2 separate regions of the Mus musculus genome follow, and region 1 is linked to region 2. A link is a loop called in an ENCODE intact Hi-C map of the cell type or tissue named here. Cell type or tissue: heart. All regions are shown on one strand. Links, peaks and the distances in the headings refer to the core of each region. The heading gives the core; the rest is flanking DNA.

Region 1 (2,919 bases), core at 141-2,640, 1.2 Mb after region 2:
TTCATCTGTATGATCTTGATTGTCAGGCACATAGCAGCTATACAGTTTTTGGTGAAGTTCAATAAAGATTGCAAGAAAGTAGAAATGAGACCCACACATGAAACACTCTCCCTGGCTTAAACAGGCCCAGAGTCAGTTTATTCCAGTCTATCTTTGTTTGTGCTCATTTACAGCAGACCTAGTGCCCTTTGTGTGGCTCTGCAGGGATCACTGATGTGTGGGAATCCAGACTGTTTCCCTTCCTACCCATCATCTGCCATTTCTTCTGTGTGTGACCCTGAGCACTCTGAGGCCGAGCTGCAGTCACTTCCTTTACACCATATGGACAGTTGTGGCCTGTGTCAGGGATACTCTCCATGTAAAGGAAGGTGAAGTCCACATACCAAGCCTGAGGTGTTTTCTGCACAGGGTGAACTCTGCAAAAGTGTCTGCTGCTGGCTTTATTCCTGTGAGATTCCTTATGTTTATGACTTGGGAGAGTTAATGCAGTTTTAACAACAACCGATCAGTTCTGTCCCAGCCTGAAACAGAGAAGATTAAATATGAAGGCAGTAGAATCCCTGAGCAATTCCTTTCCAATCTCTTTCTGGGAGCATTTCAGGTGTTTTCTGTGAATCCCGCCTTGTAACTGCATCTGAGATGTGTGCTGATATCACAGTAGAACAAAGGCCTCTGTGGGAAGCAGCCAGTTATCAGAGACTGGTGGGAACATAGTCTAAATTTTGTAATTTTTTTTAATAATTATAATAGGTTCAGGGCTATTCCCATTTTAAGGTTTTAGTGAAAGAAGAATTATGCAACCCATTCTGAAAGATGGGCTGCACAGCTATCTAGGATTCCATATATCCTTGCAGAAGAAGTGATATTTCTCACACTCAGGCAACCCAAGCCTCAGATGTACACCAGAAGATCTTGTAGCAGCAGTTGGCTACAGCACTTTGGCTCTTGGTGGGTCGTGTTCTCAGCAGGTCACATACATGCACCCATTCAGGAGCAATACGGATTTGTGATTGAAAGACACACACACACACACACACACACACACACACACACACACACACACCAGTTATTTTAAAATGCCTTGACTAGCTCAAAGATTGGGCAATTCTAATCCTCCCATCTAGCACATATTTCCCTCCTGTAATATTGGCTTAATGCCCTCTAATTCTATATTTTATCTTTGTTGTTCTGGTTCCTCCTAGGTGGATCACTAGTCTCTGCTGCCCAAGACACTTCTGGGCAACCCCTTTGGGAGCCACATTCCTTCTCACCTACATTCCAGATGATTTTCCTTCTGCAGCAATAAATCTGATCCGTCTACCTCTGAATTATGGTGATTGTCTCTCTTCCTTTCTCTCAGTTCTTAGCCTGAGCAAATCTAAAGATCTTGCTTCAGTCTTCCTGCCCAGCCACTGGTCATTGGCTCTTTATTGATAGATCAAAAACCAACTGGGGATAAGGACCTTAAGTGATTGGACAAGCAGATTTCTGATTTTGAGGGCCAGTTTAAGTCAAAGCATTGGATCCAATCCTGAACATCTTACCTTTTCTCAGACATAAATTGAACATAACTATAACAATTATGTATATTACAAAGTACGATATACAATTAACATCCAGTCCATCATACCTGACAATTTAGATAAAGTATTCTATCATCTACTCTAACTTAATTAGTTACAATTCTGTACCCAAGTCATGTTTGATTTCAACTTGTATTATCATCTGAAAACCATCTTTTACACCTAGAACACCTTCTTCAATGGTAAATAGCTTAAGTTCAATTGTGAGATCATAACTCGTCTTCAACCCCGTGGAGCAACAGGCTACACACAGACAGCTTGGTCTCCAGTCGAGCTTAGGTCTTGAACCCCGGTGGGACACAGTGCATGGTAATTTCCACCTACATGGGACAGAAGGTGTTCGATCATGTCTCCTGGACTCCTGGCTCCTGTTGAAGTTACTACCCCCATAGCCTCCACAGGAGAGATGCGTGGCTATCAGTCACATAGGAACCAGCACCAAGCCTTCCCACATGCAAATAAGGTTCCCCCAAACTCTCAGTACAAGCCAATGAGAGGTACCTGCTGTTGAACTCTGAATCACCCCTAGTACTGCATATAAATCCATCCAGGGAATTAAAGGTGTGTGAGAACTACTTCCTCTGAGTCTTTGGTTCCAAGATCTGTTTGTAACACTTGGGAAGAGATCGTCTCTCCCAAAGAACCACCTGAGTTCCCACCACACTCCTCACTGGAGAGTTGGCTTCTCGTGGGGCCCGGCCTGACCCAACTCAGTTCAGAGCCTTTCAGAGTTACTGAGCCATCTGGAAGGCACCGCAGAGACTCCCTGCCTACACTCACTTCCCTTCGCTGGAACCCTCGCACCAGGCCTGGACAGAGATCTCCATGGAAAACCTCTGGTACCCAGACCCACACAACCCCATCAGAAATCTGAGAATGAATTAAATATTACCCAGACATTTAGGAAGCACAAAAATATAGCTTCTGAAACTTAAACAAATTGTAGAGACAGCTGGCTACCTGGAAAATTCCCTATTCCTCAAAATGTCAGAGCATCTGTCTTCAACCTTCTGGCCCAGAGCCACCTGGAAGATCCTGAAATAAAGCAGTAATATAAAGGAGTAGCTTACTCTGTCTTGGCAGAGCTTAGCAGTCAACAATCCCAAATCTGTCCTTTTTGAATAGGGCAATTTTTGTCCCTTGCCATTACTAGAGCAACTGTATTTATTTTTTTTATTAGGGAAACTGATGTTTTTGATGCTCAATTTCTTCTTTGGAGGAGAATGGGGAAGCTGTCAGGAGCAGACTTGCTTTCTTGTCAAATGATCCTTAATATTGTAATAATATTAAATATCATATTCTGTGAATTTCTAATGTTTTTGAAAAGTATGTAAAG
Region 2 (2,919 bases), core at 220-2,719:
CTCAGTTTTCCCAGGTTGAAGCCTCTGCATTTTGCAAGTTGTGTGATCTTTAGTTGTTGGGTTTTTTGTTTTTGGTTGTTGTTGTTATTGCTGTTGTCTCATCTCTGAAACTTTGTGAAGAGATGGAATGGAATGGACTCCTCTTGTTCCTGATGCACTGAATGCACTGGGAGGGAGGTTAGAGCTGCTTAGCAGCAAGGCCCAGCCTCCCAGGAGGCGTCACTGGGTGATGAGGGAAGGAGGTTGTACTGCAGCACTGTGCAAGGTCCATGTTGATGGCTGGAGTCTGTGCCATGCTGCCTTGCTGGGTATCTGTTCCTACTGTTTTTGGAGGTTGATTTAGAAACACCAGGTAACATTCCCACTGCCATTATAAGCAAAAAGACACAGCTACAAAGGCTTTAAGATTTAAAAAACAATTCTTACACAGTCTTTCAAAAACAGCTGCCCTCCCTCAGCCCAAGGGCTCTTCGTGGTTTGCCCGTCACATTCCCACAAGTCATTTACTTCTGGCATCTCTGGAAATGGTGCTGGCATCTGCTGGGTGATGGTTTTGTCTTCCCCGATGAACCAGCCATTCTTCTCTAGTGTCTAGATCCACTTGCTTCTGCCTTCCAAGTGCTGAGATCAAAAGCATGCACCACCACTGCCTGAGCATTTGTCATCTGTGTGAAGCTCCTTTGGTGATGCAAGGCACTACAGGGCTCTCCCTGATTGCAGTAACTGCAGGGTGGCACTGTGTCTGCAATCCTGGCTTCTTTGAACACTGCAGTGCAGGGCAAGCTAACACTGTCATCTTTTAGGCTGACAGCTTATGGCTGGCTCTAACAACGAAAGCCTCAGGTTTCTCTGGGTCATTTCTCCCATCATGCGCATTCTGTTTTTTTGGTATGTTTATTAAATCTTTCTTTTTCTACACTCTTCATGCAGGACCATTTTCCCTAACTCATGTCACTTTTATTTCTTTATATACAGATTGTCAAGAGTTTCTGAACCAAACTGTGTTTTCGACTGTGCAAAAGGTGATTTGGGCTCACAATACAACAGGTTATCCTAGGACAGCCATGGGACAGACAACCATAACTTTTCTGATTGAGGGATGTGTCTGTCTTAAATGACATTGCTGAGTGTGGACAGTTTTTGTCCCTGACTTCTGAGGCCGTGCTCTGCTGGATTGGTGTGAGCAGAGAAGACTCAGCTGGGAGGGGACAAGCCAGAGGACTCCTATGGTTTCTGAAGAGTTTATCTTCACCAGACTGCTCCCCATGAAATGACCAGTCTAGAAGATATTTTTTACACTTCTTCCCATCATATATCATTTAAAGATGCTTATACCACATACGTTTGCTTTGCATGTCTGATTGACAAAAGTGTGGAACAGTATTAGCAGATAGCAGGATGGCTGCAGAAATGTCAGCTGTGTCTCTCCTTGGCACTAGTGGTGGCAAGATGGCATGCCCCCTTCTAGGTCAGTCTTCTGGATCAAGGAGGCATCTGTCTTTACCTGTGTCTAGCTCGTTCTCTCTTCAATCTTTCCCTGTAACTCCCTGTTACACTCTCTCCCTGCTCCCTCTGTCCTGCTCTACTCTCCCTCTCATCTCTACTGTGACGTCCCCACGAACTCTCCTGTATTCCCGTACTGTACTCTTTTCTTCCTGCATTGTCTGATTCTCCCTTAAGTAGCTTCCCTTTCCTCTCTCTTCTCCTGGGAGTTGGGCATATTCTATTCTGTAAATTTTTCTCTGACGTGTCACTTTGTCTGCCACTCAATTAGACATCGCTTTCAAACATGGGTGCTTCCTTCTAACTAACTTTACCTTCATTGTTTTGGATTAAGAGTAAATATTAAGGGAGTGTCTGGATGTGTTCTGGATGTTCACCTCCAGAAGAGCAACATTTTCCAATAGTTTAAATGCCTCATCCCCTAAAGTCATGGTTTTATGAGATTGTTCCCATTTTCCTAAATCAGAGTTTGCAGCTGTAGCTTGTAAATTAAAAGGAAGGTAACAGAGTTCACTATCCTGGTTACAGATGCTGAAATGAACCATTTGCAGAGTTTTGCATAGTGTTGTGGGGGTGGAGTGTTAAAGCTCTCTTTCTGTCTCTGTCTCTCTCTCTGTCTGTCTGTCTGTCTCTCTCTCTCTCTCTCTCTCTCTCTCTCTCTCTCTCTCTCTCTCCTGTAGATTTGTTTCTGACTCTTCTTACTGAGAATAAGATTAGGAAATCAAGACCATGTGTTATTTAAAGGAAATAAAAAATAAATTAATGAAAAAAGACAACGATAATTTAAGGGGAGTCACTCAGTAAAACTTAAGTTAAAACGCTATTATTACTATTACTCTTCAATTATTACACTATGAATCTTAAATAAAGTTGACATTTTCTTTACGATGCTATACAATTTTAGTTAGAAGATCTCCATTTTTAAACATTTTATTTTATGTGTCTGAGTGTTTTCCACACATATATGTATTTTCACCACATTCGTGCCTGTGGACCTCAGAATTGTTTTTTGTGGATCCCCTAAAACTGAGTCTACAGGTGATTTGGGGATGCTGTGTGGGCACTGTGAAGGAGCCTGTGTTCTCTGAAAGAGCAGCAAGGGCTCTTAAGCATGAAGCCTTCTCTCCAGGCACTAGTTCTCATTATTTAAACTGACCATCTCCCTTAGCTCTGGTTTCTTTCTTTTCATTTCTTTATTTTGTGTGTGTGGAGGGGTGCAGAGGTATGCATACCACAACGCACTTCTTGGGGTCCTCAGTGTTGGTTCTTCCCTTCCAGAACGTAAATTCCAGGAACCAAACTCACGTCATCGGTATTGGCAACCAGTTCATCTGCGCTGAGCACACCTGTAGGCCTCCTGCTCTGAGCCTTTAGCTGGCGCTGCATGATCTGGAACATGGACACGTCTGCTTTCCC

The links. Hi-C counts contacts between places; a loop is a spot of excess contacts. Peaks named below come from ENCODE experiments on the same cell type or tissue, not always from the same donor. Only the 100,000 strongest peaks of a DNase experiment are listed, where the experiment ranks them.
Region 1: it touches region 2 in a loop (31-fold over the local background); 4 of 42 quality-filtered maps call a loop at or near these places.

The regions. Positions count from the first base shown.
Region 1 is chr6:90,265,846-90,268,764 of GRCm38, reverse strand. No RefSeq gene overlaps it. Among named protein-coding and RNA genes, the nearest start is that of Vmn1r54, 1.8 kb to the left of the region's middle. In heart, for the core only: no CTCF peak of the experiment used is centred there; no DNase peak of the experiment used is centred there.
Region 2 is chr6:91,430,893-91,433,811 of GRCm38, reverse strand. 4930471M09Rik (RIKEN cDNA 4930471M09 gene) reads left to right here. Exons shown (of 3, transcript NR_045980.1): 2 at 976-1,022; 3 at 2,782-2,919. Among named protein-coding and RNA genes, the nearest start is that of 4930471M09Rik, 8.5 kb to the left of the region's middle. In heart, for the core only: no CTCF peak of the experiment used is centred there; no DNase peak of the experiment used is centred there; H3K27me3 peaks cover 1,891 bases.